Linked DNA regions of Mus musculus: region 2 is linked to region 1. A link is a loop called in an ENCODE intact Hi-C map of the cell type or tissue named here. Cell type or tissue: left cerebral cortex. All regions are shown on one strand. Each heading gives the region's core, and the rest is flanking DNA. Links, peaks and the distances in the headings are about the cores only. Region 1 has its middle 35 kb from the start of 5330413P13Rik. Region 2 has its middle 70 kb from the start of Gm30986.

Region 1 (2,919 bases), core at 224-2,723:
GCTTTATTCTGTTATATCTGAGAATAAGCTTTTTATAATTGCTAATCTTTAAAAATGTACAGAATCTTAAAATCTTCAAGCAGAAATAAAAATGCTTTGAGCTTTAGACTTTGCTTGTTCTAATGAGAGTGTCTGCTGTGTGTATCCTAAACATTTGTGCTTACACACACACCTACATTTTTTGTGTTAAGTTTTGAACTGTGAGGGGAGTTGGGAGGTAAAAGTCCTCCTGACTGGTGTTAATGCTGTAGAAAAGGGAAGCCATCAAGATATTTAGCCTTTTTCACCAAGTGAACAGACCCTGAGAAGGTCCTGACTATGAGCCAGCAAGCCAGCCCTTCAAACCAGTCAGTGAATCTGCCATTTCCTCCATCTTGGACCTCCCAGCCTCAAGAATTGAGAGAATGTGTGTTGTTTATAGTTCTACACAGTTGTGGTGTTTTGTTATAGCAACCCCAAAGACCCCAAACACTGCCTTTCCTGTTTAAATTTAAAGCACAGCATTGGCTGCTGATGGAGCACTGGACAGATTTAGGTTTTGAGAGGCGCTATGTTCTCAACAGTGCTGACTCAACTGTGATTGATTCAGTTCAGGAGCTACTGAGTTGCCTGGGCATTTCCTGTTTCTACGGATGCAATGGGCAAACAGTCAACGATTCTTCGACTCTTCGTTCTTGATATAAATGCTCTCTTGCTCTCTGATGGGAGGAAGTGTCCTGGGTGTAAGAGGGTAAACTGTCCGGTCTGGGTCATATGGGCAAGGGCAGATCAGTGCCTCCAGGTTACTGCTCTTTGCCCTCCATATTACACCACAAACTCCGTAACTTCATAGTTTTGAACGTGGAAGAATGGAGCCCTTCACTGTTTAAAGAAGCTGATTGCCATTCAAAATTACCATTTGGTTGATTCTTTGGACTCAGCTCAGTTCGTTTGATTTTGATTGGATTATAGGTGATTACTAGGGTGATCCTAGCTAGGATTATTTCCTGTACCGAAGTATGGAACACTAGTTGCCCCGCCCCTTCCCCTTTTCCTTCTTCATCTATTAAGTTTCTAGCTCTGCGCAACACTCAACATTACACAGACTTACTTGTGCAGCCAGCTTTGGCCTGAATATAGGGATTCCTTAATTACCTTTCTTGTATGCCCGTGGACTCTAAAGTTCGTCTGGAGAGAAACTATCACTGATCCACAGGGGCTCTGGTGTTTTCTACCCGGTGTTTTCCCAAGACAGATGGGAAAATCTGCGGAGGTGCAGAGGGTCTACTCGTGGGTAAGCCTTTCTGTGGAGGAGGCCACTGTCAAGTGGGCTTGCGGGGAGAGTATAACCCAAACAGAGAACTTTGTCTATATTTGCTAGCTCTCAGGAATCCAACAGGACCAATCCCTCAGCCAGGTTTCCAACAGGGTAAAAAGATATGCCCTGTCCTAAGGTTCCACGCGATCTAGATTCCAACACCACACCTCCACTTAGGCAGGAAGAGCAGCGATGGGTAGGAGGACTGGGAACAGGCGGAGCTGACAGGCTCTGCCTTAGACAGGACTTTGAGAACATTTTGCACTATGCAGTTGGTACCCGTGGTCGGAGCGCCGCCTAGCGGCGGCATCTGATCCTCCTCCCACAAAGCGCGAGCATCCTGGATGGGATCCGTAGGTTCACTCTTGGCTTAGCCCACAACAGAGAGGCTGGAGTGTGAGAAAGAAGGGTATCCGCAGAAGTCGTGCCTACTGCAGTCCGTCTGAGGTCCAAACTAGACTGAGTTCTTCATGTACCCGCTTTTTTCCAAGTTGCTATCAGCTCTCTGTCCCCAGCGCTCCTCCTGATTGTCCCTTACCACCCCCCCACACACACACACACACACTCTTGAATTCTACTTTGTGGAGTAAAACGGATTCATTTTCTCCATATCTGTAACTGAACAGATTCACGCCATCTTCCCAATACAAACTAAAGACTAGGAGATCCAAAGGGGCGGTTCCAATCCCAAGGGCAGGAGACTCGACCAGAAGAACTACTACTACTTCATTTCCAATGAAGTGCCAAGGCAAGAAAAGGCTTGGGATATCTAAGCCTGAAAGCCATCAGGCAGTAGGACTCTCCTATTACCTCAATGAAGGTCACAATTTCTATGCACAACTAATTTGATGGTGTCCACCCACATTAGTAGGGCAGTTTGATTTATTTGATCTATTTAGATGTTTACCTCATCCAGGTTCCATCATAGAAACACCTAGAACAGTGTGAGACCAAATGCCTAGCACACCCATCAAGTTGGCATATAGTGAATTATCACAGCTCCCCTGGCTTAAGCCATGCCAGGTAGTTGGGGGAACTTGTGAGGGAAGTCCACCCAAGGCAGAGGGCTGGACAGTTGGGAATGTGTCTAAGAAGCCATGGGCACCATCAGTAGTTATCTGGCTATTTAAGGTGTCTGAACACCTTGTCCACAGGGCACCGAGTTTCTACTCTGAACCCAGCCTCCTTCCCAAGGTCTATCCCTGAAAAAAAGAGCAGGAGCTCACCACATCTCACTCACCCCTTGCCTGGATTGACAACTTCAGATCTCCTGCTCTCGGCCATGCAGAAATCTGTTATCCAGCAGCCCTAACTGACAGGAACAATTCATTTTGCCAAAAACAGCCCACCCTTTCCTTTCCTGAAATTTCTGGACATCAACCGTCGACGTCCCCAAGTGCACGGCCAAACAGAAACAAGGCATCCCTGTGGCAAAGGAGAAGTCACGGTCTTTTCTGCCCAGCTCCCAGGCTTGCAGAAACACAGTGAGAGCTTTACTCATGGCCGTGCTTTTATGTGTTCTTCATCCTGTGCAGCGCAGCAGAGCCTGGCTGATAACAACACCATGTAACAGTAATTAGATGGATAATTATATGTGCGTGGAAGGGTTTGGTGGACGGGTC
Region 2 (2,919 bases), core at 93-2,592, 140 kb before region 1:
GAGTTTCTTAGCAACCTGCTGAGCTATAACTTGAGAGCCACTAAAATGGTATATGTGGCTAATGCTCTGTAAACTATTAATTGTGATTCTCATTTGAGCAGCTCAGACACACACTTGGTGTGTCTCATTCTCTGCAACCCTCCTTTCCCAAGTCTATGCCCATACTTGGGCCTACCTAATTCTCTGTGAGGCTATGAGGAGACCACGTTGATGCTCTGGGGTACCCCTTTTCTTGACTTGCATGCCTTTCTCTCTCTCACTATCATTAACATCTCATACATCTTCGATCTGCTTTCTTGTACCTGGTGGTCCTGAAATTCTTTTCAGTGTCAGATCCATGAATCTGGCTCTGGCCTGAACTGAGATCTCTGAAGGTGTTAAAGGGATTTCTCTGTCTGCCAGGGGCGGTGGCCTGCAGCTGTGTCTCTGTCCTCATGTCTCTGTGGATAGTGTGGCCTCACTCCCCCTTTTCTCATCTGCTTCCAGACCACGGGAAAATGTTTTTGTTCTGCCACACATTGTGCCAAAGCCATAGGGCCATTAATCATGGGCAACCCCCCTAAAATGGTGCTGAAAACAAGCCCTTCAGTAAGGGGATTCTCTTAGGTCTTTGTTACAGTACGAGGATGCTAGGCAACATGGTACCATACTTTAAGATGTTTCTAACTTAAAGGATATGGACTGAGCTAGCTATTGAGCTGAAAAATAATAGCTGTATTATATTGAAAATATTTTTATGTAGCATATTCTGATCATTGTTTCCCATCTGTGAAAAATTGTGCTGGAATTTTGATGAGGACTTCATTGAATCTGTATATTGCTTTTGATAGGATGGCTATTTTCATAGTATTAATCCTAATGATTCATGATCATGGAAGATGATTCCATCTTCTGATATCTTCAAGTTCTTTCTTCAATGTCTTTAAGTTTTTATTATACAGATCTGTGGGGGTTCGAATAGGTATGGCCCCCAAAGACTCATGTGCATGAATACTTGAACCATAAGGAGTGGCACCATTAGGAGGTGTGGTCTTGCTGGAGAAAGTGCATCTCTAGGAGGTGGGCTTTGAGGTCACAGAAGCTCAAGTCCAGGCTCAGTGGCATTCTCTTCCTGCTGCCAGTGGGTCAAGATAGAACTCTCAGCTCTAACTCCAGCACCATGTCTACCTGCATGCTGCCATGCTTCCCACCTCAAGGATAATGGACTAAACCTCTGGAAGTGTAAGCCAGCCCCAGTTAAATGGCTTCCTTTGTAATAATTGCTGTGATCATGGCATCTCTTAGCAGCAATAGAAACCCTACCCAAGACAAAGTTTTATACTTGCTTTATAAGAGTTATCCCAAAATATATTTTTTTGAGGTTATTGTGAAAGACATTATGAAATCAATACCTTTAATTGGTGTACTCTATAAAATGTGTACATTTCAAGGAGCCCTCAAAACACTTGAACTCATTTGCTTTGTAGCTTTACATCCAACACGAGGGCAATGGTCCTCAAGCCAAAACATCTACCCTAGAAACCTTGTTATATAGACAGAGTTCTGGCACCACCCATGGGTGGTTGAGTTAGGTTGCAAGTTCTGTTATGAGTTCAGAAATGGCTTCCCTTCTTTCTAACTGCTTTTCCTTAACATATAATTCTCCATTGTAATGGGTTTCATTATGACATTTTCACAAATATGCATAATGTGTTTCAATTATATTTACCCCCCCCCCCTCTCTCTCTCTCTCATTGATTCTTTTTCTCTTATCAACTTGCCCTGGTTTTACTTTCTCATTGTGTTTGTGTGTGTGTGTGTGTGTGTGTGTGTGTGTAAGAGAGAGAGAGAGAGAGAGAGAGAGAAGAGATGGTTTCATTGGGCTTATTAACAGGAGCTTGGCTAATGGATGTTTTCGGGAACTCAGGCACCTTGCCAATGACTACATCCCTGCAGAAAATGTCTCTCCCTCCCCTATTAACCATTAACTGAGAATACTCAGAGAAAGGTGGGGAGTCATGAACCCCAATTCCCTCCATAACAGAATGACTGACTCAGTTCTGTTCACATAACCACAGTTGTCCTGAGATTAAGAGTGCAACAGACCTATCATGCTGGAAAGTCAGTATACCACAGCCTGCACTTCTGCCATTCTTCCGGCTCTTATACACTTTGGCCACTTCTTCAGTAACACTTTCTGAGACATCGAGGGAGTGATATCGATGTCCCACTTACCGATGAGATCACTCATTCTCATCACACTTACTATTTATAAGCATTTCTAGTTAATGTCTCTGACCAAAGCTGAGAACAATGTCAATCTATGGGCATTATTATAGCTATTTAGAAGGTAGTATCATTTAGAAGGCCATATAATGTCTACTTGGAAAAACACAGCATCAGGCTCCCAACTGGAGCCTATGACCCACCAACCATGGCCTTTTGACTGGGTTTATACTACCAGATGTGAATTTTCTTACACGGAGTAGGTCATAAAGCCAACCAGAAAATAGTTGATTATCCCATAATGGCCTTACCAGTATGGCCCAGTCAGTGGACCCTGTCTAGTTAGCAGGCATTGCTGCACACAGGGTCCTCAACAGAGTAAGATTATTGACAGTTCTTCCCAGCAGCCTATAGCACCTTCTGGTGCCCTACAAGCCAGCCAGAAGCAGGAAGCTCTCAGCTCAGTAGCAGCTTGATTTCTCTGTCTTTGGAACAACTTTATCCACCCACATCACACCTCCACTCAAAGTCATTTAAGTTTCTTTATTGTCTTGTCAAGTATTCAATTTTCTTATGGTTTTTTCCCATGCATTATTTGTTCTGGGTGGCCTTCATCACCATTTTACCCAAGCTTCCTTCCCTTTTCTCATCTCTCTGTCTACTCTCTGGCATAAACCTTTCCACTCCTAGTAATTCCTCTTCTATTTCTGTATC

The links. Hi-C counts contacts between places; a loop is a spot of excess contacts. Peaks named below come from ENCODE experiments on the same cell type or tissue, not always from the same donor. Only the 100,000 strongest peaks of a DNase experiment are listed, where the experiment ranks them.
Region 2: a loop joins it to region 1, with 5 times the contacts of the local background. A loop is called at or near these places in 3 of 42 quality-filtered maps.

The regions. Positions count from the first base shown.
Region 1 is chr2:131,811,358-131,814,276 of GRCm38, forward strand. No RefSeq gene overlaps it. Among named protein-coding and RNA genes, the nearest start is that of 5330413P13Rik, 35 kb to the right of the region's middle. In left cerebral cortex, for the core only: a CTCF peak has its summit at 1,583; a DNase peak (open chromatin) is centred at 1,573.
Region 2 is chr2:131,668,412-131,671,330 of GRCm38, forward strand. No RefSeq gene overlaps it. Among named protein-coding and RNA genes, the nearest start is that of Gm30986, 70 kb to the right of the region's middle. In left cerebral cortex, for the core only: a CTCF peak has its summit at 1,543; a DNase peak (open chromatin) is centred at 1,540; H3K27ac peaks cover 1,302 bases.